4 separate regions of the Homo sapiens genome follow, and regions 1, 3 and 4 are each linked to region 2. The links are chromatin loops, found by intact Hi-C in ENCODE. Cell type or tissue: heart left ventricle. All regions are shown on one strand. Links, peaks and the distances in the headings refer to the core of each region. The heading gives the core; the rest is flanking DNA.

What was found. Peaks named below come from ENCODE experiments on the same cell type or tissue, not always from the same donor. Only the 100,000 strongest peaks of a DNase experiment are listed, where the experiment ranks them.
Region 1: a loop joins it to region 2, with 9 times the contacts of the local background. A loop is called at or near these places in 109 of 110 quality-filtered maps.
Region 3: a loop joins it to region 2, with 5 times the contacts of the local background. A loop is called at or near these places in 18 of 110 quality-filtered maps.
Region 4: it touches region 2 in a loop (7-fold over the local background); 109 of 110 quality-filtered maps call a loop at or near these places.

What each region holds. Positions count from the first base shown.
Region 1 is chr21:45,131,916-45,139,846 of GRCh38, reverse strand. All of the region lies in intron 2 of ADARB1 (adenosine deaminase RNA specific B1), which reads right to left. Among named protein-coding and RNA genes, the nearest start is that of ADARB1, 61 kb to the right of the region's middle. RefSeq lists enhancers at 879-1,173, 5,333-5,833, 5,834-6,334. In heart left ventricle, for the core only: no CTCF peak of the experiment used is centred there; no DNase peak of the experiment used is centred there; H3K27ac peaks cover 394 bases.
Region 2 is chr21:44,946,686-44,954,616 of GRCh38, reverse strand. The region is part of intron 2 of SLX9 (SLX9 ribosome biogenesis factor); the gene reads right to left. Among named protein-coding and RNA genes, the nearest start is that of SLX9, 11 kb to the right of the region's middle. RefSeq lists enhancers at 1,596-2,546, 4,038-4,623, 4,934-5,083, 4,624-5,209. In heart left ventricle, for the core only: a CTCF peak has its summit at 4,705 (motif pointing left); DNase peaks (open chromatin) are centred at 3,246, 4,106, 4,666, 5,566 and 1 weaker place; H3K27ac peaks cover 3,189 bases.
Region 3 is chr21:45,274,146-45,282,076 of GRCh38, reverse strand. It overlaps POFUT2 (protein O-fucosyltransferase 2), which reads left to right. Exons shown (of 9, transcript NM_133635.6): 5 at 3,908-3,974; 6 at 4,935-5,060. Among named protein-coding and RNA genes, the nearest start is that of POFUT2, 9.8 kb to the left of the region's middle. RefSeq lists an enhancer at 1,317-2,516. In heart left ventricle, for the core only: no CTCF peak of the experiment used is centred there; a DNase peak (open chromatin) is centred at 4,848.
Region 4 is chr21:45,123,102-45,131,032 of GRCh38, reverse strand. It overlaps ADARB1 (adenosine deaminase RNA specific B1), which reads right to left. Exons shown (of 11, transcript NM_001112.4): 2 at 2,460-2,631. Among named protein-coding and RNA genes, the nearest start is that of ADARB1, 52 kb to the right of the region's middle. RefSeq lists an enhancer at 5,404-5,583. In heart left ventricle, for the core only: CTCF peaks have their summits at 1,301 and 2,211 (motif pointing right); DNase peaks (open chromatin) are centred at 1,406 and 2,222; H3K4me3 peaks cover 536 bases; H3K27ac peaks cover 1,817 bases.

The DNA of each region.
Region 1 (7,931 bases), core at 2,903-6,902, 180 kb before region 2:
GGTAAGTCTCAATTTGAAATAAAATAGAAAATACACATATTTCAAGAAGAATGAATTAAATGGGTTCCAAGAAACAGAATGAATAAGCTGGAAAAGGCTGGCGATAGCATAAGAAAGGCAGTGGTCCCTCTCAACAAGAGAACACGGAGAGGCAGAAGTGCTGATGCTCAGGGCCCACGGGCGCACGCGGCCCCACACTACCACTCACCACGCTCGCTGCGCCCGACAGGCACCTTCCCTGCCCCACGTGACAGAGGAGGAAGCTGAGCATGGGAGTTGAGACACTTGCTCGACCGCTGGATCCAAACTCAACTCCATTCCCCACTCTGCTCTACCACTCCATGCCAGGCAAGAATATGGGAAAAAGAGAAAACGGAGCCAAAAAATCAAGGAAACCAGGAGAAAGAGAAAACGGAACCAAAAAAATCAAGGAAATCAGGAAAAAGAGAAAACAGAACCAAAAAATCAAGTATACCAAATCCAAGTATAAAGCAAATTAAACTGTGGCATGACTTTCAGCAATCGTCATAATAATATAAGTGCCATTTATGAATTTGGAACTTTGATTGAACCAAGGTTACAGAACAGAAGAAGTTTTCTACTTTGGTAACACAGAAGACAAACAAGGCTGGGAGCAGTGACTCACGCCTGTAATCCCAGCACAGTGGGAGGCTGAGATGGGTGGATCACCTGAGCCCAGGAGTTCAAGACCAGCCTGGGCAACACAGCAAAACCCCGTCTCTACAAAAACTACAAAAATTAGCCAGGCATGGTGGCATGCGCCTGTAGTCTCAGCTACTCAGGAGGCTGTGGCAGGTGAATCGCTTGAACCCGAGAGGCGGAGCTTGCAGTGAGCCAAGATTGTGCCACTGCACTCCAGCCTAGGCAACAGAGCGAGACTCTGTCTTAAAAAAAAAAAAAAAAGAAGACAACAAACTGACAGAGGTCAGACAAACTGACACCACCGAGGAGCTGAGGGCCAGATAAGTGCTTCTGCTGCCTTCCATGCAGGAAACTGAGAGGCCGCCCAGGGCCCACAGGCCACGAGCACATGGGCCACTCAGTCTCTAGGATGACCAGCAGGGGGCGTGGTTTCAGGCTTGGTAAGCTGATCCAGTGCTCGTCCTGAAGCCCTTTCCCCTACCCCTCTACCAAGGGTGCCACAAAAATGAAAGGCTCATTTTCTGTCTCTTTTGTGACTAAAGCTGGCCACAAAACACACTTCTTGCCAAGGAGAAAGACACAGTTCTGGTGAAAGACAGGTGAAAATATGCTGAGGGCTTCCACAATGTCTCTGACAAAAGGAATAGACAAGAGCTCCACGGCCTGCTCCTTCTCAGTTGTTCCTGCCTTAAACACAGAAGTGGTGTCTAAAGCTGCTGCTGCTGTACTGCAGCGATACTCACCCAGAGCCCTAAGATGGCTGAACTCTGGACTAGCTCTAGCAAACTCCTCCCTCTGGATTACTTACGACATAAGAAGTGCGTATATACATCCAAGGTGTGTAAGATACTGTGAGTCATGCTGTGACCTTCACCCAGAATCAATCCTAAATGATACAGGAAAAGAAGGTTGGAGAAACGTCACGGAGCTAAATCCTCCTCCATGTGAACTAACAGTGCACAGTTAATGTCTAAAGTTCATAAATCAAACAATAGCAAGTGCAGGATGCAGCCCTTTCTCTTGGTTAAGCTCCTATTATGTTGCATCTCTGTCACTTATAGCCAATCCTAATACTAATTAATATAGAAATACAAATATCTAAAATGCATTTTAAAAAATCAGTGATGCCACTGAGGAGGGCAAGAGCTATACTCTATCGCTTCTCATCAAAAGCCCTTCTAAGTTTGAGGGCATCACTCCCATAGAAATTGAAATTAAGCACAGGTCTGCCCTTTTCCTGCCCCCAGCAGGCCCAGCCTCTCCCTCCCCTCCAGCCCACCAGGCTTCTGGAGTCATATCCAGAGCCCCTCCTGCCTGGGGTGCCCACCTCCCATGCCATCTCCCTGGAAAACAAACCCAGCTTTCCAGACTTGCTGCAACCCTACATCCATGAACTCTCCTGCCCTGCCTCCTGGGCACACCTCCTTCCATCCCCACTTTCCTCACAGTGCCACCATCATCACAGGCTTCCTCCCCTCCACACCCACCAGGCTGTTCACATGCAGTGGGCAGAGACTGTATCTGAACCCTCAGAGCCTCAATCAGGGGCAAGGCAGAGGCCAAGCTCCATCACTGAACGCAGACATCCTCACACCGTCCTCTGAAGAGACTTCAAATGTTTTATTTTAAATCGGATTGATGGGCCTTCACACATCAGGGGACTGTTGGTCACTAAAGCACAAAGCTCCTGGCACACCCGAAGGGCCACCCACGTACCCTCAGACCAAGGAAGGGCAGCCAAGGGGCAGGAATGGCCAAGAGCCCCATCCCCACCACCAGCATGGCGATGGCGTAGGTTAAGAAGGGGGTCAGCAGTCATCAGTCTTCCAGAACTCTCGACATATCAGGATCACAAGCGGCTGCAGGCTGGAACCTCAGCCTCCAGCACCTTACACAGGGGAATCTGCCCACAAGAGGGAGCTGCTGTGTCACTCCGAGTCCCTCCATGTAGAAAAAGCCTTTGGGAACTACTGAACAGAAGTAAATTCAGATTGTCCTGGATCTACACGTGAATCTTCTCACTTCTTGCCTTTTACACACACACCAGTCTTCAAGGTCTGGATTCATTACTTTTAGTTTAGTCATGCTCAGAGCACAGCAAAGCTAAAAGAAAATTACCAATTTCTAAGAACTTCAGATATTTATGATTTTACACCCAACAGTGTGTATTTTGTTAAATTCTTATCTATTCAAGTCATACTTCTGTGGTTAATTGTGTACTTCTTCAGAACCTTAAAGCCACATATAAACTGGGAATCCAACCACTTCTTAGGAATTTTTTTAACTTGATGCTGTTTAAACCAAGCTTTACTCAGATTATTTTTTAAGTAGAAAACAATCCCAAGTCACAAACTCCCTTGTTCCACACCTACCTACCAGTGTCCCTGGCCCCTGTGGACACCAGCTGGGGGCGGGATTCTCCCTGCAGCGCACACACCAAGCAACCTGGGGGAGAGCGGCAGGGTGCCTCCTCTGGGTGCGGGGACACCCCTGCTCTCCCAGCAGCCGCTGGCTGGTGGGGCAGCTCTACTGTTTTCTACCCCCGCCAGCTGTCCCCACAGGACTGGTCTGTCCCCACATTTGTCCCCAGGCCTCGGTCAGTGCCTCCCCACAGGGGCTCAGTACATGTTTGTTGTTAAAGGAATGATTCTCTCTTGAGCGCTGCTACAGGTTCTGAAACATGGTGCCGGGCGTAGCAAACATCACGACTCCACAGCCCACTTCACAAGCAGCAGTTCCACTTGTCTGCACCACTTGACGTTATTTTCCCTAAATCTGGTGTATCTGTAGTTCTTCCCTGTCATCTCAGCTTAGGCTGAGGCCCCAGGTCTGAGGAAGAAGAATGCTAAGGGTCCACATGTTTTTAAGAGCAGGGTCTCCCCACCCATCATGTAGAGCTTGCTGGAAGCCTGGAAAGCCTGCCCTGCTGTCCCTCACTCATTCCCGCACGAGGGCACCTGACAGGAGGCCAGAACCAGAGCTCAGAGACAGTGGACCTGTCCTAAGAGAGCGAGTCCTCACAGCAGCTGGCCACCAAGAAGGGGAGGGAGTTCGTGGTCCTCCACTCCTTCCCCTGGTTTTACTCCCCTCCCTCCGATCCCTCTGATCCCTCCCACCCCCATGGGCCCAGGGACACCACAGGATGAACACAGGCGCATATGACTCACATTGTGTCCCTGCTCTGATGCTGCCTAGTCCCGTGGCTGCTGGCGGCCTCTAAAATTAGAAGGGTCTTTGGAAAGGGGCTGTGCATGGTCAGATTTTCAGGACAGCACTCAGCTTCACCCACCCCCATCACAGAGGACCCACCGGGGAGGGTGAGGGGCAGCACAGTCTCCACTGGGCCCACCTGCAGTCCAGGACCACAGGACCCACAGAGGGCCCTCTTGACTGTGGCCACACCTTTCTGCTGACATTCTACACTTCATATGTTTTTTTTCCAATTTTTCTAATACATTTCGAAATGTGGATGGCAGACTTGTCAGTTCCAGAAAGCCTTTCTCGCACTCTGCCTTCATCTTCTGAGGCCTCACTTTGCTTTTCGACCTAAATTAGGTCCTGTCTCTTCTAGTCTTTCTGCTTCATTAGGGGCTACTCTGTCTATCTACCGCTCACGGTTTTGAGGTCACCAACTCAGGACCCCGTATCTGTATGCACTGACAGGCAGGCAGCACACAGTGGTCCTGCTGAAAGCAGCAGTTTGGTCTTTTCCTCTTAAATCACTGAGTCCTCTGAGATTCCCTGGAAGGAGATATTCTCCACCTGTTTATGGTTTTAACTCCCCTCAGTATGCAGCCACACTAAGGGGTGCCAGGAGGATGCAGACAGCTGACAGTTGTTGTCATTCTGGCAGGCCGGTCAGCACACGGAGTGTGGAGGCCTCTGCCAAGGAACAGGGCGGAGGGCTCTCTCTGCCCTGTGGGTTTGAATGCAGCCAAAGCATCTTGGGATCTGGAAATCCTACCCAGCACACAGTCCTCCATGAGAACTTCCAATTCCAGAATTAGTAGAACTGGCAATCCAGACAAGGCCCCATCAGCAAGCAGGCCCCTTAGAGCAGGTCTGCCCATTTCTATAAACCTTTGGCTTTGCAGACCACTTATGGTCTCTGTTGCAGATTCTTCCTTTTCTGTTTGTTTTATAACTCCTTAAAAATGTAAAAACCATCCTTAGCTTTCAGGTCCCAGAATCTGCTCACAGGCTACAGCCTGCCAGTCCCTGCCCCAGGAGACCCACCTGGGCATCTGCAGAGGTGGCTCTGCCCAGGCAGCAGGGGACTCACCCAGCTGTCAACGGCAGCCAGGGGTGTGGTGCTGGGTGCCCCTGACCACAAATGCCATCACCCACTGACCTGGCTGGCAAGGCGTCTTCATCCTCGGGATCTTCATCACTCATGGGCCTGGCCTCTAGGGGGTCCTCAATGCTCGCTGGATGAATGAGGGTGTGCTCATTGGCCATTTCAATTTCATCTTGTGTAAAAAAAAAAAAAAAAAATCTGTGCAAGTCTTTTGCCCCAAATTCTACTGTACTGCCTTGTCCATAGGGATCTGTAGGATTCTTCATGTACTATGGACCCTGAACACTAAGCCACGCCTCTGTCAGGCATATGCCTCTGCTGGGCGCACACACCTCTGCCAGGTGCACACACCCATGTCAGACACACACACACGTCAGGCACACACACCCCGAGTGTACGTACCCCTGCCGGGCGCTCACACACCCATGTCAGACACACTCCTGTCAGGCGCACACACCCGTCGGGCGCACACACCACTGTCGGGCACACACACCCATCGGGCGCACACACCACTGTCGGGCACACACCCCCGTCGGGCGCACACACCACTGTCGGGCACACACCCGGCGGGCGCACACACCACTGTCGGGCACACACCCCCGTCGGGTGCACACACCACTGTCGGGCACACACCACTGTCGGGCACACACCCGGCGGGCGCACACACCACTGTCGGGCACACACACCCATCGGGCGCACACACCACTGTTGGGCACACACCCAGCGGGCGCACACACCACTGTCGGGCACACACCCCCGTCGGGCGCACACACCACTGTCGGGCACACACCACTGTCGGGCACACACCCGGCGGGCGCACACACCACTGTCGGGCACACACACCCATCGGGCGCACACACCACTGTCGGGCACACACACCCGTCGGGCGCACACACCAGTCGGGCACACACCCCCGTCGGGCGCACACACCACTGTCGGGCACACACCCCCGTCGGGCGCACACACCACTGTCGGGCACACACCCCCGTCGGGCGCACACACCACTGTCGGGCACACACCCCCGTCGGGCGCACACCCGGCGGGCGCACACACCACTGTCGGGCACACACACCCATCGGGCGCACACACCACTGTCGGGCACACACACCCATCGGGCGCACACACCGTCGGGCACACACCCGGTGGGCGCACACACCACTGTCGAGCATACACCCATCGGTCGCACACACCGTCGGGCACACACCTCTTTCAGGTACACACCTGTCAGGTACAGGTAAGACAAATTCTTTTCTCAGTCAGTGCAGTGTTAGCATCCTGCCCCTGGGGTACACACCTTGTACACTCCCCTGCCTTGCAGGCGGGAGGAACTGTGAACATGATGGGATATAGTGTTACATAAGGCAAAGGTGAAGGGATTTTACAGATGCAATTAAGGCATCTCATCAGCTGACTGAGTTCATCAAAAGGGAGATTTTCCTGGGTGGGCCTGGCCTGATCAGGTAAACCCCTGAAGGATGAGAGAAGTCAGAGAGGAAAGGAAGAGGGGAGACCCTGCCTATACGCCTTGAGAGGCAAACTGCCATGCTGGGAAGAGGGCCACAGGGCAGGGGCTATGGGCAGTCTCCAGGAGCCAAGCGCCACAGGCCTATGGTCACAAGGAACTGAGCTCTGCCAAGAGCCAGTGGGCCTGAAGAGGACCCTCAGTCAGAAGCAACGGCAGCCCCTGCTCAATACAGGCACCTTAACTCCTGACACTTCAAGGAACAGAATCAGGGGCTCAGGCTTCTGAACAGAGGCTGACACCCCTTCGACAACTGTCCGATTCCACCAGGGAAACGAGCCAGGCTCACCAGGGCTTTGCGCCCAGAAGCACATGACTGTGAAAACTTGACAGATGAGCCGCCACCCAGCAGACAGGAAGGAAGGAAGACTGGAGGAGCTGGCAGGGAAACGCTGACTGTGGCTTTGGAAGATTGTCGGTATTTTCTTTTATGGTGTATTTTCTAATGTGCGCTCAAAGAAGCCCCTTCTCTTTCTTCTTCGTCTATCTCTAGCCCTAAATCCAGTAGACTCTGCTTTCAAAGCTGAAATAAAACACTCTCTAGGTAACATCTTACTCTCCTGAACTTTCAGAATTCAGGAACACTCATGCTAAGACACTTTACTCTTCCTGACAATGGAGTTTACTGCATAGGTTCAGTAAGAATTTGTCCTCCTTTTTACTTGGATGTAACCGGACAAAAAAAATGTGCCACCAACCCCACATCTGGAGTGTCACATCTGAAAGTGAATCCCTCACATCCCCTAAGCCCACCCACAGGAAGGATCTGTGCCCTGGGGAGCCAGTGCCCACCCAGCCCCCACAAGGTAGCAGGCCTGGTCCCTGTTCTATAACTTATGGGGGCCCAGAAAATTGTGAGGGCCTCAAGTTAAAGAAATTCAACATTTTTAAAAACTATGGGCAAAACCTGGTGTGGATACATTTCTTGGGTCTGGCTTCCTAGTTCCAGGGTAGAAGAACAAATAAAAGCAATCTTAAAACTCTCTGGAATGACAGAGGCTACTGGAAAAGCCATCTTAGTTCCTCACAAAGCTTCAGACAGAAATGAATCCTCTGACCTGGCCAGCTGCTCTCCCACTGCCGACCTTCCAATAGGACGCCACCTGAGCTGATGCGAATCAATCAGGCCCAACACCACACTGACAGCTTCCTGGTGACAGGGGTCATGCCAGAAAAGCACATTCAGAGACTTCTCGTTCTTGGCCAAATTTTTACTTTAAAATTTCAGTAATCTTTTGGAATATTTAGATACTAAAACATCACCTTTGCTCAGTTGGTTATTTTAGTCAATAAATTACTTTGAAGGAAGAAAAATGTCAAGTTTTTGTCACAATATCTGAGGATCCAGAATTAGCATCCTTACAATAATGTGCTTCATTCGAAGGCCCTCATTGGCCTGACCATCCACCCGGACTGCCCATCTCGAGAACCTCCACACAGAGAAGAGCC
Region 2 (7,931 bases), core at 2,361-6,360:
GGGCCGGAGGACGTTTCCACCACTGGGCCCTGTGCCCACCTCCGCAGTCCTGAGGAAAGGCAAACGGCTCACCTCGACTCCCTTCTCCCAGGACCTGAGGGTGGACATTCAAAACCACAGACAAACCTGCCGACGGCCGGAGCTCCCAAAGTGCTGCATCGGGCAGCCCCCACCCTCCAGCCAACACCATCCACCCCAGCCAGGGGTTCGACATTCCTCCCGAGAGAAGGTGGCCTGGGAGACGGGGCCCCTGAGAGAAGGGTACCCAGGAGCACTGGAGACAGCCTGTGCACGGCACCCACACAACGCTCGGCCCCTCTGCTCCCCTCAGCAACCCACCGGCCAGAAGACGCAGAGTCCACGGGATCTGGCCTTGCAAGTGTCATGGAGCTGATACAAACAAGAAACGTGGACTCCAAACCCCACAGGATTCTCTCCACAGACACAGCAGCAGGCTCCTGGCACACTCCACACCCACCCCCAGTGTTAGCTCACCCCACAAGGACCCTCCAGAACCCCAAGGGCAGTGCAGCCAATGGTGGATGTAGCATGTGCCCCGGGAGCAGCGTGGCTTCTTGCTGTCCTGTGAGCTCCCAGCCAGGGTAACAAGGCAAGAGAAACACGTCAAAGGCCTAAGAATGGAGAAGCAAGAGACAGAACCACCGCCGTCCCCATACATGGCATGGTCATGATGCAGAAAATGCCAAAGGATCAACAGCTACTGGGACTGAGGGCTTCAGCAAGGCCTTGGGGTGCGGCCGAGGTTTGCAGCGAGGAAAGTACCAGCAGCACCGCAGGGAAGAGCAGTCATGGCCAAGAGCTCCCCGGGGGGTGGCACGACCCAGGGACGCTGAATGCAGAGCGCCAAGGTCACGCTACTGCACTGAGGAACCCAGGCTGCGGGGCCAGAGGGCACTCCTGGCCTCCTGAGCCACACCTGGCCTGTGTCCTCAGCATCTGCCCAAACTACCCCATCCCACCTGGAAAGGAAGAAGCCCCAGAGAACTGCTTCAGTCCTAAGTCAACACAGGACAGGCTCCCGAGGCCCGGATGCAGGGCCCCACCGCCGGGGATGGTGCAGGACAGGCTCCCGAGGCCCGGATGCAGGGCCCCACCGCCGGGGATGGTGCAGGACAGGCTCCCGAGGCCCGGACGCAGGGCCCCACCGCCGGGGATGGTGCCCGAGGGAGTGGCTGTGCTGCTCACCTAGAGGCGTCCTGCTCTGGGAGGTACAGCCACTCGCAGCTCTTGGTGGGTTCAGCTAGTCTGGGGGCCCCACCTAGGGAACCTCGCAAGACAGCCTCCACGACCTGCCTACACCTCAGACAAGCACACATCAGAAAACCACAGTGCCCAGGGCCCCTGAACATGACAGGCCGGCCACGCGCCCACAGAGGAAGGGATAGCCCTGTAGCCGGGGGGCACTCGCTGCCACCTCCCATGAGGAGTAGTGTCTGAGGAGTGAATGAGGAGAGCCTGCTGCACAGGCTCGGCCTGGGCCTTGCCAGGCGGGGTCTGGAAAACACACCAGGTGGGATGCCAAGGGGGAGGCTGCCAGAGGCAGGGCCCTGGGGACCTCCTAGTCTCAGGATGGCACCTGCAAGTCAGAATGAGTGCCACACCCAGAATACAGTGGCACCTGGGGCCCCAGCCCTTCCCTGCTCACCCCTAAGTTTCCATTTGAAAACACTCAGCTGCCCTCCCACCCCAGCTGTCGATGAGGACAGTGACGTGCAGATGGCCTCAGCAGGATGCTGCCAGCCAGGCCCCACCAACCGAACATGTCAAGAACCTTAAATAGCTCCAGCCACCGAGCTCCAAGTGCCAGGTTCAGAAATAGCAACCCACATGCTCAGACACTGCCCCGCCGTCTCCTAGGCAGGGGGGCGCCCGGAGCACATGACACGGACACCCACATAGCAGCACCCCAAACGAGGGAGGGTCCCGTGGGGCCACACAACCCCAACTGTCCACCCAGCCAAAAGACCTCTGCTGGGCGTGGGGCCACATAACCCCAACTGTCCACTCGGCCAAAAGACCTCTGCTGGGCACAGCATCCCCCATGGGAGGGCGGTCCTGAAGCAGCTGGGGCCAGACCTGCAGGGGAGAAGGAGGGCCCTGGGGCCAACCTTCTGGTGATGGAAGGCGGCCCCGGGAATCCCCAGGCCAGGCCCAAGGTGATCAGGCCACACACTCTGATGTGAAAGTTCCAGAAACAACTTAAACATCAGCCCTGACAGCAGACAGCTCTGATGAGGAGGAGTCACTCCCTGAGTGGCCAGGGAAGCTGCCGATTGCTGTCTGGCAAATAGAAAAAGGCAGTGGCTGAGCTTCCCGGGGGCGAGCAGCGCAAGCCCAAGACAGCGGCCCAGGGACCTCGGCAAGCCGGTGAGATCCAGACTTGCACGGCCCACAAAGGCCTGAGTGAACCTGAGTGAACAGGAGCCAGGCCATGAGACACAGGCACAGAAGAGGCTGGCCAAGCCCAGAGGAATCTTCTCCTGTGTGTTCTGCTGCTGCTGTGTGTTTAAACCATTTTTAAGGCCTTTAAATCAAACCGGCGACTTTAATCCGATGAAGGCTTAGCCTGCTGCACTGTGCCCACGACACGTGTACCCAGTCGCCGCCACGTGCTCCAGGACAGGGACCAGGTGGAGTCACCGTGATCCTCAGGCACAGGTGCAGCCCACACCCGCCTGGGCCAGTCTCTGTGCTCAAAGTTCTATGAGGATAAACCCACACACGACGGGCGAACCCTGCTCGGACAAAGAGCAGCAAGGGCTCCTGAAGACACTGCTAGCTAAGGGCCTTTCCTGAGATGCCCCGCCCCGGTTAGTGATTGGCACGTGCAGCAGGCCTGGGCGAGAACACCTGTAGGCGAGAGATGGTGCCCACACAGTGCCCTCGGGCAGTGAGAGATGGTGCCCACACAGCGCGCTCGGGCGGCTCCGGGGGCAGGGCCTGGCTTTTATCTCCCAATGTTGCGTATTTGTCTATTCTGCAATGTGTGCATACGCGCTGCTTTCTCAATCATGAAATGTTATTTTCTACAGAAGTAATTTTAGGTAAAAGTTGATCCCTAACCTTCAAGTCTCAGCCACAGGCATGACAGTGAGTGAGGCACGGTGGGCAAAGACGCGGCCGTTCGCCCCGTGCGCTGAGGACTCAGCCCCTGGATCCAGATGGTAGAGCTGGGACTTGAACAGGACCGGCAAGGGCCACATCCACAGCCTGTCCCCCTGCTTCCTCCCAGGCTGTGCAGCAAGCCAGGGCCATCCATGCCCACTTTCCCTGCCTCTCTCCTACCTCCCTGCGCGATGCTGCAAGATGTTGGTCCCTTGGATGGCTGTGGGCTTCAGCGCCACCAGGAGATGGGAGCCTCCTCTGCGCCCAGTATGGCAGCAGCCACGGTTTCATCTCAACCTGAGTGAACAGGAGCCAGGCCATGAGACACAGGCACAGAAGAGGCTGGCCAAGCCCAGAGGAATCTTCTCCTGTGTGTTCTGCTGCTGCTGTGTGTTTAAACCATTTTTAAGGCCTTTAAATCAAACCGGCGACTTTAATCCGATGAAGGCTTAGCCTGCTGCACTGTGCCCACGACACGTGTACCCAGTCGCCGCCACGTGCTCCAGGACAGGGACCAGGTGGAGTCACCGTGATCCTCAGGCACAGGTGCAGCCCACACCCGCCTGGGCCAGTCTCTGTGCTCAAAGTTCTATGAGGATAAACCCACAGCAGTTCTACAGCAGCCCCCCGACACCCCCCTTTCGCAGATGAAGGAGCTGATCGCAGAAACCCTGAGGACGCCGGCAAGGAGGTGCAGGAGGCTAGAACCCCAGAGGCCCTGGCTGGCTCCTGACTCCCACTAAGATGGGAGGAAACAGCACTATGTCTGGTCCAAGTCAAATGCCTCAGCATGGCACCATGTGACTGCGTGACCATGGGCCTGAGAAGCGCCACCAACAGGGCCACGCTCCCAGCCGGACTGGCATAGGCCACACCTCCGACCCCTGGTCTAGCGTCTCAACAACATGTGGCTCACAAGGATGCCTGGCTTAAGAAACAAGTCATTGGGCTCCCAACATACCGGCTGGCACGGCCACACTCTCTGCAGGAGCGCAGGTAAGAAGGCGCACCACTCCCAGCCGCCGCACCACGCAGCCAAGGCAGGTGACGCACAGGGAGCTGCGGCCAAGCCGAGGCCATCTGACCCCAAGCCTCGCTTCCACAGAGCCATCTCCATGTAACCTCCCCGTCAGTTTGTTCTTATTTTAACTTGGGAGTAGATATAAGCAACAAGTACATTCTGCATGGTTTCCTGTCATACCCTTGACTTCACAACTGTAAAAAAAGGTCTTAAAAAAGGGATTTTTTTTTTTTGAGATACTGGAAAATAGCAGAAAATGAGCTCATTCTGTTTTCAGGCAGGCACCTGGGACTCAAGCCCAGAGACACAGGCAGGGTGGGGCAAGGCTCATTTTCTGCCATTTTCCAGTTATCTTAAAAAAAAAAAAAATCCCTGAAGACAACCCTGTAACCCCAGAGTCTGTACTGTCTGATGAGGAGCTGGGACTTCCCAAGTCTCCGCTGTGCAAGGCAGGAGGGAGAGCCTGCGTCTCTATCCCGGGACTGTCCCACACCTGGGCTGACCTGACAAGGACACAGCTCTGCTGCCCTCTGCTGGCCAGATCACCAGGGCAGAGGGACGGCCAGGAAGCCAAGGTCGCGCCCTCCACCGCAGGTCCCTCCACCGCAGGTGCCTGGGGGTGGAGTGGGGTCTAAGCAGGTACAATCACCTGGGCAGCGCTCTGTGCTGACCGGGAGAGCCAGCCCTGCCCAAGGGCTGGGTGCAGGAGCTTGGGATGTCCTTGCACCACAGCCTGGTGGCCTCGTCACCCAGTCCAACACGCCTGCAGACGCAGACGTGTTCCACTGACAGCAGCAGCAGGTCGTACACAGCCGGAAGGCGCAGGCAGAAGCGGCAGGAGTGGCTGCCGGAGCAGCAATGGCGGCGGTGGGTGCCCTGTGCCCGGCGTCTAAGAGTAGGCCTCTGTGGCTTCAGAGCCTGGCTCCATGGTGCGCTCTGGCCTGCTGCTGCTGCACAGAGGGTTCTGGGGGGTAGGCGGAGCTGGGGCCGCGCTTTGGGGACCCGGACAGCAGTGTGGTCCCTGTGTCCACCCGGCCGAGGGTGCTGGGTTCCTCTGGAGGAGGCTATGGTGCAGGGCCGCCTGGGCTGCATCCCTAGGATCCACCCCACATCGGTGTGACTGCCAGGCCCGACACTCCTGACAGCCGGGCCCAGGGCCCAGGGCCCACAATCCACTCCCTGATCAGGAGCAGCCCCCGGGCAAGGCCACAAACCGTGCGAGGGGGAGCCAGGGCTGCATGCTCCACAGAGCCAGCAGGAGCGGGAGCAAGCAGCAGCCAAGTCGGGGCTCGGGACCCTGGCCTCTCTGCACTCTTACCCTTGCAGACTCAGAGATGCCTGCTCCTGCTGCCTGGCCTCTCCCTGCTTCCAACGCCCACTCCAATCTCAAAGGGGGGTTGGGGCTGAGCCCAGGTGCTGTCAGAGCCCGGCCGGGTGTGCACACACTCAGGCCCTGCCACCTTGGCCCCCTCTGGACCTTGGGCATCAACAAGCTCTGGGAGGAAGCCAAGGCGGGGGCTGAGGGTGGCTTGGCGCTGGCCTGCAATGGCCGGACCCCACACTTGCTCACACACACACTTCACCGCTCCACGCCTGACTCCAGTCTCCCTTGGAGGCATGAGATCCAGGCCAGTAGCATGAGCTGAGCTCAGCCTGCCAGGCCAAGTAGGTGAAATGAGCCCAGTGGGCCTGGACAAAACTCAAGCAAAGGTGCCACCGGCCACAGGTATCTGGCCAGAAAAGCAACACCCCCAAAATCCTGTACCACCACCGGCGCCTCTCATGCCCCCACCGCCCCCAAGCCGTCCACCATGCTGTGAGCTCCCTCTCCAGCAATGGTGACAGGCCTCCCAACATCCTCTGCTCCAGGGGCCCCCAGCCCCACCCGGCTCTGAGTCCATACCAGGCCTTGCCCCACCCTGCCTGTGTCTCTGAGCTTGAGTCCCAAGTGCCTGTCTGAAAACAGGTGGGCTCGTTTTCTGGTATGAAGGAACACAGAACTAGAAATCCAATTCTAAGCGTGCTCCATGACCAGCTCCCCAGACGCCCGGTGCTCCACGACCAGCTCCCCGGACCGCCCGATGCTGCATGACCAGCTCCCCGGACGCCCGATGCTCCACGACCAGCTCCCCGGACGCCCGATGCTCCACGACCAGCTCCCCGGACCGCCCGATGCTCCACGACCAGCTCCCCGGACCGCCCGATGCTTCACGACCAGCTCCCCGGACCGCCCGATGCTCCACGACCAGATTCCCGGACCGCCCGATGCTCCACGACCACCTCCCCGGATGCCCGATCGCCCGATGCTGCATGACCAGCTCCCCGGATGTCCGATGCCAAGGATTGGAGCCGTGCCCAAGGCTGGAGGATCAGCCACCACTGGACACCCGGCCGGCTGCCAGGCTCTGGTATTGCACAAGCCAGCTAGAGCTGGCCACACAGCACGCACAGCAGGTGGCACTGCGTTGGGGGAGGCTCAGGAGACGGGTGCTCACCCCGGCTCTGCCACAGGTCCCTCGCCACCCCCAGAGCGGACATGGAGGAGCTGTAGCCCCGACATGGGGTCCACAGGCTGCCGCAAAGCCCCTGCATGCACAACCCGGCCCACAGGCAAAGCTGAGTCCTGCTGGGGAGGTGCAGGGGGTCTTAGAGAGCTGGGGCGGGGAGGGGACTCTAGGCCAGCCTCAGCCCTGCACCCATGCCCTCCTCCTCCCGTAGCAGGAGGCTGCAGAGCTCAGAGGGTCCCTCCCAGGATGCCCGTAAGGGTAAGGCAGGCTCCAGGGCACAGGAAGGGAACAGGGGGTCAGATGTGGCTTCCTGGCGAGCTGGGATCCGAAGGGCTTGAAAAAAAACATAGGAACGATGCCATGAACTTGTCAGTCACAGGATAGGAACGATGCCATGAACTTGTCAGTCACAGGATAGGAACGATGCCACGAACTTGTCAGTCACAGGGACTAACAAGCCCCACCACTTCCCAGGGCTAGAGTGGGGGAGGAGGGGTGCAGATGGGCACACGGGTGTCCACCAGGTGATGGGCCACAGCCTAGACCCCTCCCCTGGGCCACCCAGCTCCTTGGCCAGAGACGCAGCATGCAGTGCTATTCCTGACTCAGGCAGGGCACGGACGATGAGACACATCTTGGGAAGGCGGTGTTGCACTAAGCCAGGCAGACAGGCACCCACAGGCCGCCACCTCACCTCCATAGCCAGGCGGGTCATTGAAGGGTGGCGGCCAAGTCACAGGATGCAGTATCTGCATGACATGGGCACTCAGGCCCCAGCACAAACCCGGGGTGGGGTGGGGGTAGGGACGCAGGGCACCAGCCAATCAGGAGCTGAGGAGACCACACCAAAAAAACAGAACTGTTCCTGGAGAGAGGGAGGAACATGGTGAGGAGCAGCCAAGATGCAAAGGACCCCACTGAGGCGCCTGGATACCTCGGAGGCCTGAAGAAAAGGGGCTGGGGCCCCCAGACCAGGGCAAGCCCCTCCGCCTGTGGGGCTACTCCTCTAAGGGTCTGCAGGTCCCACCCATGAGGGTCTGTGGGCCCTGCCACCCTGCCAAGCTGGTGCTTCACATCCCAGGGCAGGGGAAGTGGAGGCCTGTCCCTCCGTCTGAGCCCTCTGTGAGGTCCCATGGTCCCCTTCATCCAGCCCGGGGCTCTTCAGTGCAGAAAACCCACAGCAGGGCGGTGGAAGGAATATGCACCAGAACCCTGGGCTGAGAGCCACAGCCAGAGACGGCTGGCCAGAGGCCTCGCTCCAGGAGGGCTGTAATGGG
Region 3 (7,931 bases), core at 2,407-6,406, 330 kb before region 2:
CTGGGCTGGGGGCGGCGGGGAGCTCACCATGAGACTGTTCTCGATTTGTAGCACTTGGGCAGCTTTTACCAGTACCTCCCCCCTCCCCACACCCAACACCCACTGTTTGATCTGTTTTCTGCCTCACGGGTCTGGGGAGGATCATGCAGCCACCTTTGGCCATGCGTCTGCCTCAAGTGGTCGCCGGCCTGGTGAGCTGGGCCTCGAGGGTCCACCCAGGAGGCTGGGGTTGCAGACAAGTCAGTACCTGATGATGTCGTAAACTCTGGAGGGAATTGTTGATGGCCACGTTCTTAGAACTTGCTGCAGACTGGGACCCTCTCCGTCACCTCCCTTGGGTCTTCTGAATCCCCCAGCAGGCACTGTGAGCGTCTCCCATAGACCAGGCATAGCAGGGCACGGGTGCCCCTCGCACTTGCCCACGTTGAGGCTGCCTTGTCTGCTGTCGTGCCCTGTGTGTGCCTCTAGAGGCCATCAGCCACGATCCTGTTGCACATCACAGCTGGCTCGGTATCACCCTGGTCAGTAACAGCTGCCGCTGGCCCCAGCGGGCCGGGACCACATGGTCTCAGCTGCTCTGGGCCTTTGTGAAGGCAGGTGGCTCCATCACAGGCCCGCGTGTCTGCTGCTCAGCCAGCCCGGCTGTTGCAGACAGAACTCAGAGGTTGTGGAGGGAGCTAGGCTGAATTGTTTTGGTTGTTGAGATGCAGCTTTAATGTTGTCCTGGGACTGGGTTCATTTCATGACAATATTCGGGTTTTGGAAGCCAGTCTGCCTACGTTTGGGGCCTGTGGAACAGTCTTGCCAGTCAGTTTTTTTGACTCACATTTACAGGTTAGAATGGAGCTGAGCCCAGAGGGGGCTTCCAACTAGATGGTCCTGATTTAGGAGAAACGCTTCTGCCGGGGAGCAGGGGGAAAAGGCGCAGTGGAAAAGGAGGCTGATGATGGGCGGTGAGGTCATCTGCCCCCAGCACCCAGGGAAAGTCTCTTCCGGGGGTTAAAGCCCTAATGGGAAGGTGAAGCTATCAAGCCGTCAGGAGAGGAGCCTCACCACCGTGGGGCAGAAAGCTTTCTTCAACAAGATGGGAAAAGCATGGACCAAAAAAGAAAGATTGGTAAAGCCAGTTACTTTAAAATCAAGAACTTTTGTCCATTAGAAAAATGGAGACAGGCCTCAGAGAGGGAGGTCCTGCAGCACATTTGATAAACTAAGGACTCTCTGGGATACAGGAGACGAAACTCAGCGAGTGAGGGACGGGCAGCCTGGGGTGAGGCGAGTCCAAGACGGGATCCGTGCAATTGAGACGAAACCCAGCGAGTGAGGGACAGGCAGCCTGGGGTGAGGCGAGTCCAAGACGGGATCCGTGCAATTGAGACGAAACTCAGCGAGTGAGGGACGGGCAGCCTGGGGTGAGGTGAGTCCAACACAGGATCCATGCGATTCAGGAGTAAGGACAGCTGCTGTTAATGCGAGCAGGTGCCCCCATTGCTGTCATGCTCGGGAAACCAACCGCTGTCGGGAGGACAGGCCTGCAGGGGCTCAAAGGCTGCTCCTGGAGCAAGAATCTGGTAAAACCCTGGGAACCCAGTGCACCCTGAATGCGGGACATGCACCCGCAGACCCCTGCCCAGGAACGTTCATAGCCTCCCCGGACCAGGAAAACACGTGCACCCCTCAGCCACGCACTGGATAGAGTGTGGTAGATCCACAGCTGAAGATGGGCAACCTGCTGCCGTGTTCAACAAAGAGAAATCAAGATATAATGCCCAGTAAAAAAAAAGAAAAAGATAAATGTAGTCATGTTCCATGTGCATGAAGGTCAAAGACAGTCCCGTGCATCGGAGGGAGAGATGGGAGGATGCCGGGGAGGCCCCTGAGGACGGGGCAGAGCAAGTGTGTGAAGCGCTTTCTTCCTCCTTGTTCCTCCACCCGGGTGGGGGCTGCACCGTGTTCATTTTGGAGCAGTTTGTCTACCTGTGCCCGTGCGGAATGTCCTCTACCCGCGCCCGTGTGGAATGTGCGTCTTGAAGTGCAGTATTGCATTTCATAAAAAGCCCTTAAAACGGCATTAGAAGCAGGGCCGGAGGCACCCACTGAATCCAGCTACACCCATCTCTCCAGAAATCGCCTCACATGGCCGCCTGTGCATGCAGCCATCTTTTGAAACACACGTGGAATCACCACACGTGCCCTCTCCATGCGGTTTTCAGTTTGCCCTTTCTTCCCACCCAGCCATTCACCTGGGTATTACGACACATGGACATCACCTCGTTCTTTTGCAGTTGTCTGTGTACAGATGGAAGAAAATGTGGCTTTTGGTTGTTTCCAGGTTTCTGTAGAAGAGTCTTTGTGTGAACCATGAGGGCGTAAAACTGTAGGATGCCACCCAGAAGAGGATGGCTGGGTGTGCCCTTGGTGCAGTCCTCAGAGTCCCCGCAGTGGCCGTGCACGGCTGGTTCCCAGGCAGCCACGAGGGCCGAGAGCTTCCATCTGTGTGGATCCAGTAGCAAAATGTGGAATCCTTGCTCTGTTCGTGTGTGTTTCTTTGATTTCAGAGTAAAACTACACTTTAAAAGCCTTTTGAAATGTTATTCTATAAAATGCCAACTTAGATATGTTGCTCATTTTTTCTCTGTAGAGATTACATTTTTTTGTTTGTTTGTTTTTTGTATTTTTTTTGAGACTGAGTCTTGCTCTGTTGCCCAGGCTGGAGTGCAGTGGCGCGATCTCGGCTCACTGCAACCTCAGTCTCCTGGGTTCAAGCGATTCTCCTGTCTCAGCCTCCCAAGTAGCTGGGGCTACTTGTGGCATGCACCACCGCGCCCGGCTAATTTTTTTGTATTTTTAGTAGAGACGGGGTTTCACCGTCTTAGCCAGGATGGTCTCGATCTCCTGACCTCGTGATCCGCCCACCTTGGCCTCCCAAAGTGCTGGGATTAGAGGCGTGAGCCACTGCGCCTGGCCAAAATTAAAATTTTTATTTTTCCTTAAAAATTTCTGCGTTTTTGTATTCCAGCCTTTACCACCCCAATATTCAGGTCTATTTGCTCACGGTCCATTTTGTGTGTTTCGTTTTTATTTTGCATCAAGAGCCCTGGGGGGAGTTTGGTGAGACGGTTGGCTCAATGGCTGGAATAGGAGAGGCACTTCCCACGTGGAATTAGGTAACGTGACAGTCACAGGCACCAGGATGACTTGTCAGACCCAAACTGGAGCAAGGAAGGCACTGAGGAGGAGGCACCTGCCTGCGAGTCTGAGATAAAGGCCAGCTGGAGGGCTCTCTGAAATAACCCCAGGACGTTCCTCACGTGCTTCACGCACCTCACCTTTCACAGCCGCTGCTTCAGTCGTGTGCCCGTGTTCCTGGGACTAGGTTTGCCACCGGACAAGGGTTGCAGTAATTCGGACGAGACGCTGTGGAAAGAATGCCTGCCCAGGAATGGCGTCTCTACCACGGAACAGATGCAGCTCCGGCTTTGAGCTCGAGTCAGTGAATTTGTTTCCAGGCAGCTTATGTGAACCTCTCCTTTTTGTCAAAGAAAACCTTCCCCCACCCTCCCCTCCTCAGGCACGCCTGCAGCTTGCCATAGCCGTCGGTGGATCCTGGATTCCAAGCCTTTTGCCCACTGTCAAATACACTCCTCAAATTAGGAGATACTTTTCTCTGATGTCATTCTGTTCGTTGACAGTAGGCATTAAAGCCCTCTCAGAACCGTGGTGTGGAGGCCAGACAGCAGCCTGCCTGTGTCTCAGCCATAACCACCCAACGCGCCCTGGTTAGTGTCCCTCGGAGACTTGGTCTCTGCTTCCTCGGCCCGGGGTTCTCCCAGTTTGTGCTCTGAGAGTGTGAATGTCATCATCCTTAACTCTTATAACTGTTTATTCTTCTGTTGTTTAAAAACAGGTCCGTGATGTTAGACAGAGCCGAGAACCTACTTCACGACCACTATGGAGGGAAAGAATACTGGGATGTGAGTGTTTCCTCGGGAGCGTTTTTCTCAGTTAGTGTATGTTGCCCATTATTTAGCTTTTGAAAATTTAAAACAGTCGACAGCTCTTTTTGAACCTTGCTGATTAAAACCATCATTTTAAGCCATGGATTTGGGCAACTGCGGTGACTGTGCCACCCCCAAGCCTCACGTGGCTGCAGAGCCAGGTCCTCGGGAGCCCGCAGGGCCACCCAGCTCTCCCCTCTGATGCCACAGGCCCTGAATGCGGTGGCAGCGCCCTGGAGTCAGCCCCGGAGTCAGTGACTCCGTCAGTGGCTGGAACGTAGACCCCTCCTTTCTCCTCTCTTTAGCTTTGAAAGGTGGGACTATTCTCTGCAGCGGGTCTTTTCCGTTGGCGTTGATTTCCGCATTGATGGGGTGACTTCCCATAGCCACCCCTGGTTCTGTGAGTGAGTGGGAGCAGAGGGCGGGAAGTGGCTGCCCCCTCCCGTGGACACAGCAGGCCTGCTGACGTGTTCACCAGGGCAGCAGCTTGTAAAGCCGGAACCTGCCTGCAGGAGACACAGTCCCTGCTCACGTGGGACTTTGTGCAGGTCAGTCCCACCCCGTTTGGCAAAGCAGGATGTGCTAACCGCCTAAGCTAGAAGTCGAGTTGGGGAGAGACTGAGGGGAAGGAGCTGCACACAGTTGTGCCAGCCAGGGGCAACGGCCAGCTGAGCCCAGTGTGTGCCGCAGCTTCCCACGGCAGGGGCTGGCAGAGCCGGCAGGGGTGGGCGGCTTGCCCTGCGTTGGCTTCATGCAGGAGACCCTCCAAGAGCCTCCACCGTGGATGGCGCTGCTTCTCAGGCGACCGTGGATGACGTGTCTGAGGGGCTTGTTCCAGCTGCGGGGGTGGGTGGTGGCAGCGACAGGAGAACCCGCTCCGGGAGGGCTGCGTGGCGGGCGGGCGTGTTCTCAGCCGAGCCGTCGCCGTTTCCACAGACCCGTCGCAGCATGGTGTTTGCCAGGCACCTGCGGGAGGTGGGAGACGAGTTCAGGAGCAGACATCTCAACTCCACGGACGACGCAGACAGGATCCCCTTCCAGGAGGACTGGATGAAGATGAAGGTAGCCCCCCTCCCTTTTGTTAATTAGAGAAAAGGTAAAGTCTCTCTGGAGATGCCCCACACTCAGGCCTTCCATGTAAAGTCACAGCAGGGTTGGCGTGTCTGTGGGCGTGGATGCCTCGGCGCCTCTCTGGAATGTGAGTCACAGTAATGACCTGCTCTCGGGAGGCGCCGGGACCCTGGGGCCCTCGTCATGTGCAGACTCAGGGAGTCACTCGGCCTGGCTTTACCTTTAGTAACACGGGCAGTCATGGCAGGCCCAGCGGACTCAAAGGTGTTCTCAGAGCGCGGCAAGGCCAGGAGCGCGGAAGCAGGAGCTCGAGGTGGTCAGAGGCACGTTCGGCCTTTTTCCCTCTTGACTTGATTGATAAAGAGAAAAAAGCAGCGTTCACCTGGACTCACCCAAAAGCACCATCAGTGCTGTTTTGGTCTAGAATCATCCTTTTCTTATTCTTTGTATATATTTTTAAGTGTTTTCTGAAAGTTTGAGTTTTTCTGTGATGTAATTTCAACAAATGTGTTGCTTTTTCAACTTGATATTGTTTTTAAGCATTTTCAGTGTCTGTTTTTAGCGTTTTTTAAACAAAACTTTCATAGAAGTGCCATTTTACTCGCTTGTTCTTTATGGGGTATTTGAGCTATTTCCAAGTGGAATAGCATTCATTGTTCCAGCAATAATTAAGTTACTTGGACAGTTTTTACTGGGGAAAAAATATAGAAGATTTTTTTTCATTTTTATCCCACTTGTGTTTCTTTTCAGTGTTTTTTTTTTATTCTTTTTAATTTTATTTTTAATTTTATTTAATTAATTTGTTTTTGTTTTCGTTTTGAGACAGAGTCTCACTCTGTCGCCCAGGCCGGAGTGCAGTGACACGATCTCAGCTCACTGCAACCTCTGCCTCCCGGGTTCAAGCAATTCTCCTGCCTCAGCCTCCCGAGTAGCTGGGATCACAGGCGCGTGCCACCGCACCCGGCTAATTTTTGTATTTTGAGTACAGACAGGATTTTCCCATGTTGGCCAGGCTGGTCTCAAACTCCTGACCTCAAGTAATCCACCCGCCTTGGCCTCCCAGAGTGCTGGGATTACAGGCGTGAGCCACTGTGCCTGGCTTATTTTATCATTTTTTTTTTTTAGCCTTAATCATTTTTGGGGAGCAGGTGGTGTTTGGTTACATGGATAAAGTGGTAGTTTCTGAGATTTTGGTACACCCATCACCCGAGCAGTGTACACTGTCCCCAATGTGTAGTCTTTTATCCCTCACCCCCTCCACTCTTCCCCTCGAGTCCCCAAAGTCCATTGTGTCATTCTTATGCCTTTACATCCTCATAGCTTAGTTCCCGTGAGAACATACAATATTTGGTTTTCCATTCCTGAGTTACTTCACTTAGAATAATGGTCTCCAGCTCCATCCAGGTTGCTGCAAATGCATTCATTTCGTTCCTTGTTATGGCTGATGTACCACATTTTCTTTATCCACTCATTGGTCAATGGGCATTCAGGCCGGTTCCATGTTTTTGCAGCTGTGGATTGTGCTGCTATAAACATGCATATGCAAGTGTCTTTTTCATATAGTGGCTTCTTTTCCTCTGGGTAGATACCCAGCAGTGGGATTGCTGGATCAAATGGTAGTTCTACTTTTAGCTCTTTAAGGAATCTCCACACTGTTTTCCACAATGGTTGTACTAGTTGACATTCCCACCAGGAGTGTCGCAGTATCCCTTTCACTGCATCCGTGCCGACATCCATTATTTTTGGGTTTTTAAATTATGGCCATTCTTGCAGGAGTAAGGTAGTATCCTGTTGTGGTTTTCATTTGCATTTCCCTGATCATTAGTGAAGTTAAGCATTTTTTCATACGTTTGTTGGCCATTTGTGTATCTTGAGAATTGTCTATTCCTGTCCCTAGCCTATGTTTTGATGGGATTATTTGTTTTTTCATGCTGATCTGTTTCATTTCCTTGTAGATTCTGGATATTAGTCCTTGGTCGGATGCAAAGTGTGCAAGTATTTCCTCCCACTCTGGGAGCTGTTCGCTGATTGTTTCTTTTGCCGTGCAGAAGCTTTTTAGTTTAATTATGCCCTATCTATTAATGTTTGTTTTTGTTGCATTTGCTTTGGGTTCTTGGTCAGGAACTCTTTGCCTAAGCCAGTGTCTAGAAGAGTTTTTCTGATGTTATCGTCTAGAATTTTTATGATTTCAGGTCTTAGATTTAAGTCTTTAATCCACCTTGAGTTGATGATCCAGTTTCATTCTTCTACATGTGGGCTGCCAATATCCCCACACCATTTTTGAATAGAATGTCCTTTCCCCACTTTATGTTTTTGTTTGCTTTGTCGAAGATCAGTTGGCTGTAAGTATTTGGCTTTATTTCTGGGTTCTCTTCTGCTCCACTGGTCTAGGTACCTATTTTTATAGCGGTACCATGCTGTTTTGGTAACTATAGCCTTGTAGGATAGTTTGAAGTTGAGTATTGTGTACTTCCAGATTTGTACTTTTTGCTTAGTAGTTTTGCTTTGGCTATGTAGGCTCTGTTTTGGTTCCATATGAATTTTAGGTTTTTGTTTTTTCTAGTTCTGTGAAGAATGATGATGGCATTTTGATGGGAATTGCACTGATAGATTGCTTTTGTAGTATGGTCATTTTCACAATATTGATTCTACCCATCCATGAGCATGGGATGTATTTCCATTAGTTTTTGTTGTCTATGAATTCTTTCAGCAGTGTTTTGTAATTTTCCTTGTAGAGATCAAGTTTTGTGGGTTTTTTTGGTTGTTTTTGTTTGTTTGTTTGTTTGCAGCTGTTGTAAAAGGAGTTGAGTTCTTGGTTTGATTCTCAGCTTGGTTGTTGTTGGTGTGTAGCAGTGCTACTGA
Region 4 (7,931 bases), core at 255-4,254, 180 kb before region 2:
AGTTAATAAATATTTGTTACAAAAAGAAGATGTGGTGTGGGGTGGCAATGAGAAAGACTGAGAAAGCTTTCCAGGCTTCAACAAGAGTCAAGGTTTCCCGAAGCCCTCCTCAGCAATTCCTCTTGCGCAGGGGAATTACTATAGGAATTCTATCTATTGTATCCCCCCAAGATGTTCCAGCCTCAGAAGATAATCTCATGTATAAAAACACAAGAAATAACTTCAGTCTTTTCAAGCAAAAAGAAAGGCAAAAACAGTGAGTCTGCCTGAAACTAAAAATAACTCCCCACAGCCCTGCAGTGCGACCTGTGGCTACACGGCACAGACAGCACTAAGGCAGGACCCGGGAGGGAGGCTCAGAGGGAAACCAGACAGTGCAGTGAGGCTGAGGACGGCCGTGCTTCCAAAGATGTTCCAGCCAAAATCTTTCATGTTTATTTATTTTTATTTAAACCACCCTGAAAAGGGAAAAGAATAACACGCCAAACTGTTTGCTGCCGAAATTAGCTCTTATTTTATGAAAGAAAGGAAATACACGATTTCTATTCGCAGCTAGCATTTAGTAACACAGAATCAGGAGGAGGAGATATGACTCATCATGTCGTAATATTTTATAATTTCCAGCTCTTCAGTTTTGCTTTCTCAGCACATGCTTTAGATATCTCCTTCTGGCCTGATTATTTTTTCTATGCTTTTAAGAACAATTTATTGGTGCAAAGGATTATAAATAATTCATTTCTCCAATGCACAGTTATATTATATAAAAATACTTGCTATTTCACATATATGGCATAATTAATGCAATGTTTTACTTCTGTGGCATGTTAAAAATAGGTAGTCACAAATCGACACTTAACTTAGCAATATTAAACCACAACGTCTCTTTCAGACTCATTCCAACTCTGGGATCCTCATTCTTTCAATAACCTCTGGTTACAGAGAAGCTGATTTCCTATCACTAATTAAGCTAGAAGAAGCGCTGTGGCTGAAAATAAAATCCCATCCCACAGCACAAGCCATGATAAAGGTGACCTGATTTTGACCTTCCCATACTTGGACTGCCTGTGTACCCCCCCAAAAAAAGCATCGGTTGAAGATAAAGCCTCCTTTAAAGGTCTCGCTAGGGAACCAGTTACCTGAAATTCCTGACATTTACAGACAGAAATGGCAAGCAGGACCTTTGCTGGCACAAACTCAAAACCCAGTAGTCAGACATGGGTGTGTCTCTACTCCCCAAAGACGGCGTCCCCCCTAGGCTCCCAGCCACTCTCATCCATCCACGCTCACGCCCTGGTGACCGCCCCCTACCTATGGCTCTGCACCAGCCACTCCCATCTGTCCACACTCACGCCCTGGTGACCGCTCCCTCCCCACAGCTCTGCATGCCATCCCGAACTCCCAGGCGGGAGCACGGCTGTGTCCAGTGAGCGGCTCACATGAGAGCTGCCAAGCGAGCGCCTGGTCCCTGCCATGCCCAGAGGGCATCTGAGGCCCAGTGGGCGCTCGTCAGTATCCACAGAGCAAATGGACACAGGAGCACACCTGCGTTCCTCCAGCCAGCAGCAGCCCTCTGACACCTTCTCTTTCCCCTCATCTCATCTGAACCCATGAAAAAGCTTCCCTGGAAATGTACAACTGGACTTCCTGAGTTAGTCACTCAGCTGCTCATAAGTAAATTAATCTGACACCATACTAATTTTACTGGGATTTTAGTATTTGTCACAACTTCTCTCAAAAGCAGACGCTGAATCATGAGATAGTCGCCAAAAATAAGTACTAAAGAAATGTTCTTCTTTTTTTTTTTGAGAAAGAGTCTTGCTCTGTCACCCAGGCTGGAATGCAACGGCATGATCTCAGCTCACTGCAGCCTCTGCCTCCCGGGTTCAAGCGATTCTCCTGCCTCAGTCTCCCGAGGCTGGGACTACAAGCGTGCACCATCACACCTGGCTAATTTTTGTATTTTTGGTAGAGATGGGGTTTCGTCACGTTGGCCAGGCTGGTCTCAAACTCCTGGCCTCAAGTAATCTGCCTGCCTCAGCCTCCCAATGTGCTGGGATTACAGGAAAATTTTCTTTTAATTACTCCTAAGAAAATAATAATTGATGGTAAAAGGCTTTCACCAAGTCTAGTGCCCGGCATGAAGCACTGACTCAATAAATGGTGAACTGACCCCAAAGAGGGCAGCAAGTGCCACACATGCCACTGGAGGGCAGCAGGTGCCACACATGCCACTGGAGGGCAGCAGGCACCACCCCAGAACAAGCAGGAGGGACTCATGGGTGAGCTAAGGCTGCAGTAAGATTAGAAATCAACCAACAGTAACAGATCATCTGTGCCGGGAAGTATTCAATAAAGCATCTTTCAAAGGCAAGCCAAAAGGCTTAATTAAGCGGTTTATATCAAGAAAAAGGCATTTCTACCAGTCAGATTTGATCAGATCTTTACAGGTTTTTACTCACCTTGAAATTTTTCTAGCTTTATGTCTGCTCTGATCCCAAGGCAGCTTCCTTCGGTGCGAGCGGACTGAGAGAGTATCTCAGCAGGACTGAAGTAAGCAGAACTCCGCGCTTGGCCAGTGTGTCTCCTTCAGTTGCCCCTTAAGCTCTCCATGCCAGCCTGAAAGGCTCCACTCTGTGTAACAGAGAGATTCGGTAACTTCACACTTGTTTGATTCAGTATCAAAAGCTTTGTCACCATTTCAGAAGTGAACTCTATAACAATAAATACTCTCCATGAAAAGTCTTCTAAATACAAATTTAAGTTATTTTAAATGTACTCTTCCGAATCTGTAAAGGGGATATGCGCAATCCATCACGTCTCCGTCCGTCTGCCTGCAGCAGGTAGAGGCACCTGTGACAGACGGAGGCAGATCGCTGCCAGCCCAACATCTCGGCATCAGCGGCACCAGGCCACACACTGAGGACTGGAGTCTCAGGCAGAATCTCACACGTACTCATCTTTTTTACAATTCAATATGCACACACCCCTACACATGCACACATGTGAATGTGAGTCCAGATACAGAGACGCACCATCCCTGCACGTGCTCTGCCCGGGTTTGGAAGCTACAGGCCACCTCTGCTTCTGAAGCAGAGGTTGTGAAACAGTATCTCCATCTAGTTTCTGCTCTGTGTGAAAGCGTTTTCAACCAGCAAGCCATTAGAGAAAATGTTTCAACATGCTAATATAATTATAAAACCTCAATATGGAGTATTAAAATTTTCTTCCTGAAAAGCAAACTGATATCCAAAAGAAGGGGAAGTCTGCAATGGGTTTCTCCATTGCAGAGTTCCAAAGAGAAGTCTCTGGGAGGTGTGTCCAGGGGTGAGCGGGTTTCTGAGTGGGAACCTGGAGGAAGGAGGTGAAGTGTGGGATAAGGTGCGCGTGAAAGTGGCTCGACTCTCGCTATGCAGACTTGGCCAGGCCATCACAATGCGTTCCTGCTGCCCCGGTCGCTGCTGCAGTCCTCAGAGGAGATTGGAGGCTACCTTCCAAACCTCCCACCTGTGACCAGCTGACATTCATCTACAACACACGTCAGCTCGTCTGCTGGGACAGACCTAAGACACAGAGACAAGCTCACCTGTGTCCTGCACTAGCACCATCAAGTCAAATGGGCTGTCACTGAAAATGCTCTATCAGCCTGGAATTACAGGTCACAGAGTCATCTTGTCCAGCACAGAGAATGAGGGCCACATGTCCAGAACTGTCCCCACTATCAATGACCCCCATCATCCCCACACCAGATTCAAGCTCCCAAATCACCCTCCCCAGCGGTCCCAATCACCACGCCTGGGTGGAGAGTGTCAAGAAGTGCAAGGACGTTGGCCTCTGACCTTCAGCGTTGCCTCCACTCAGTCCGAATCCAGCTCCACCACAGCCCCTCCCCAGTGGGCAGAGAGCAAGGGCCCCGAGTGAGCATGAGCTGAACAAGCTTCTCTGGAGATGGCACCTAGCCCCTCCCTCAATCCAAAGAGCCACAAAGAAGTAAAATCCATTCTAGAAGCTTTACACACCAAAAAGTCCACCGCCTAAACAGAGAAAGAAAAACACAGCAGAAAGGACATGAAACCAAGATTTACAGAACTGGGTTCTAGTGCCCACATCATGTCCCACCAACTCTGCAAGCCTGGCCAAGAAATCTGACCTCCCTGGGCCGTCTGCAGGATGGGAAACTGCATGGGAAGCCCAGCCACTTTGAGGAGGGAGCAGGTGATATGCAGAGTGGGTTTTGGAAGCTGCAAAGTCTAAACATCAAGTGTGAGAATGGTTGCCTCCCATTTGAGTACACTCATACCAACTGAGGTAAAACTGCCATACTTGCCAGGAGTATTGCAAGGGGTTTCAGGAAAAGCATGGCTTCCAGGAAAGAGGGGTCCAGGCCACCACCCTAGACCTCAGCCTTGCAGTCGTGTGACTTGAACAGTGACTCAGCCCCTTCCAGGCTTGCTCCTATGAGGACAGGACGAGGACACAAGGAACACCCGCCGCAGATGGTGCCGTGAGGATTAAATGGAGGAACAGATGTAGAGTGCTTGGCCCCGTGACTAAGATCACAGTAGGGGCGCAATAAAAGATGGTCAAAAACACCGGAGTCTTTTTGTCATGGAGGGAGTGGAGAGGAGCAGGTGACAGAGACAGCAGACAGCGGCTGAAAAAACAAAACAGTGGAGAGATGGAAGATCTGCACAACACAATTAACAAGCTGCATGGTGGTCACATGCAAGACGCTGCTCCTAACAGTGCATCACACATCAGCTCCTCAAGGACACATGAGCCACTTCTAAAAATAGACCATATCCCAGCCGTAAAGAAAATCTCAACATATTTCAGGTGGCTGAAATCAGACAGAGCTCATCCTCTGATCGTAATACCATGAGCCTAGAAATTAACAAGCCAAGTATAACTAGAAAGTCCCATATGTCTGAGAGTTCAGCAATACACTTCTAAATAATCCATAGACAAAAGAAAATAATCACAGGAGAAAACAGAAAACACTTAGAACTTAAAACTAGAAAAGATTATGTACAGAATTGTGTGGCACACAGATAAAGCAGTACATCAGAGGGACCTTTATAGCTCGGTGCTCAAGCTAGAATAGGAGTAAAAAAATTAAAGAGTGCCTACCTGAACAAGTCAGGGAGAGAAGAACAAAGTAAGCTCAAAGAAAACAGAAAAAGGGAACTAGTAAGAAATTCAACCTGTATTAATTACATATAACGGCAGGTACACAAAGATAAACATTGGTTCTTTGAAAAGACAATGCAGTGAACCAGTGATCTCTGGCAAGACTCATGGAAACACAGAAAGGGAACACAAGAGAAAAAGCCCAAATTAACCAGCCTTGGAATTGAATTGGAGGGCAGGAAGGCCTGATGGCCACAATGTGACTCTCCTGTCCTTGTGTGGGAAGATCTTACTTCCCCCAATGAGTCCCAGCAGGCGGGTGACTGCTCTGGCCCATTGAACGCAGCAGGCGTGGTACTGCCAGGTCCAGACCAGCACCTGAAGAGGAAGCCAGATTCCACCTCCTATTTCTGGGAACACTGTCTCTGGGGAGCCAACTCAGATGCTCTGAAGAGATCACAGGGGCTACATGCAGAGAAGGATGTCTAGTCAGCCCCAGGCGGGAGCCAGCCACCTCACTGAAGAAGCCTTCTCATACAGGACACTGAGAAGAACCAAGAAAGCCACAGCTGACAGCCAGAAGCAGAGCTCCAGACACTCAGGCTACCTGGCTGAGCATTAATAAAGTGATTGTTGTTTATGTCACTAAGTTGGGAATGGGTCATCAGGCGGCAAGAGAAACCAAAATGGAATTATCACTTAAACTCTGACAACACTAAAAATATAGTAAGAGGCTTTATAAACTTTATTCCAAAAAGCTTGTAAGCTTAGGTTAAATGAAGAAACTCCAAGAGAAATACAACTTATTAGGCTGGGTGCGGTAGCTCACGTCTGTCATCCCAGCACTCTGGGAGGCTGAGGCAGGTGGATCACTTGAGCCCAGGAGTTCAAGACAAGCCTGAGCAACATAGCAAAACCATCTGTACTAAAAATACAAAAATTAGCCAGGCGTAGTAACACACGCCTGTCATCCCAGCTACTTCGGAGGCTGAGGTGTGAGAAATCACCTGAGCCTGAATGGTCGAGGCTGCAGTGAGCTGAGATTGCACCACTGCACTCCGGCCTAGGCAACCAGAGTGAGACCCTGTCACACACACACACACACACACACACACACATACACACACACACACACACACCATTTAAAAAGAAAAGAAATACAACTTATTAACACTAACTCAGGAGGAAACAGAAAATCTGACAAAACTACAAACATTAAAGAATTAGAAGCCAGATGCAGTAGCTCATGCATGGAATCCCAGCACTTTGGGAGGCCGAGGCAGGCAGACTGCTTGAGCCCAGGAATTCAAGATCAGTCCTGGCAACATAGTGAGACCTTGTCTCTACAAAAAAAATAAAGAAAATTAGCCAGGTGTGGTGGCGTGCACCTGTAGTCACAGCTACTCAGAAGGCTGAGGCAGGAGGATCGTCTGAGCCCAGGAGGCAGAGGCTGCAGTGAGCCGAAATTGCACCATCACACTCTAGAGCCTGGGAGACAGAGTGAGACCTTGTCTCAAGAAAAAGAAAAGAGAAGAAAAGGGAAGGAAGGAAGGAATGCAGGGAGGGAGGGATGGATTATAGTCAGTAAACAAAAATCATCCTGGAAAGAACACTCCATGACTAGATGGCTTCTCTAGAAAGTGAATCCAACATTCAACAAGACACTTCTGTGAAGATGAAAAGGAAGCAGTAAGTCAATCTTACAAATACAGTGTAAACATCGTATACAAAATGTGATCACACTCAATCCAATAATATTTTTTAAAGCGATCAAACATGATTAAGATGAATTTATGATGGGAATGCAAACATGATTTAATGTATGAAAATCGATTTATGTAATCCACTTCATTAATAAATCAAGAGAAACACAAAAGAATATACTGATGACTCCCCTTGGATAAAGTTCCATCACAGGCAAAACTGAACTACATTGATTGGGGATGCATTCTTACATGGTAAAATTAAAAAGAAAAGGACAGTATTATTTCAAAATATAGGATATTACCAAACACAGTGGCTCACACTTATAAGCCCAGCACTCTGGGAGACCAAGGCAGGAGGATCACGTGAGGCCAGGAGTTCAAGATCAGCCTAGGCAACACATGGAAACCCCATCTCTACAAAAAATTAAAAACTCAGCGAGGCATGCTGGTGTGCACCTGTGGTGTCAGCTGCTCAGCAGGCTAAGGCGGGAGGACTGTTTGAACCTGGGAGTTCAAGGCTGCAGTGAGCCATAATCCTGCCACTGCACTCCAGCCTGAGTGACAGAGTGAGACACTGTCTCAAAAACAAACAAAAAGGCCAGCACGATGGCTCACACCTGTAAGCCCAGCACTTTGGGAGACAGAGGCGGAAGGATCGCTTGAGCCCAAGAGTTCAAGAACAGCCTGGGCAACACAGGGAGACACCATCTCTATAAAAAGTAAACAAAATTAGCCAGGAGTGGTGGCTCATGTCTGTAATCCCAACTGCTCTGGAAGCTGCAGTGGGAGGATCACCTATGCCTAGGAAGTTGAGACTGCAGAGAACTGTGATCACACCACTGCATTCTGGCCTGGGCCACAGAGCAAAACATTGTCTCAAAATAATAATAATTATAATTAATTATACACACACACACACACACACGTAGTATATATTAGATGTGTCATATGGATGAGGGGGAGTTATCATCAGGGAGGAGCATGAAGGAAACTGTGAGGTACACAGTGTCTATTTAACCTGGGTGAGAGTTACATGGACATGCAATTAAAATTATTCTCTTATATATGTGTCCATGTTCAAGAAAGGTATCTCACAAT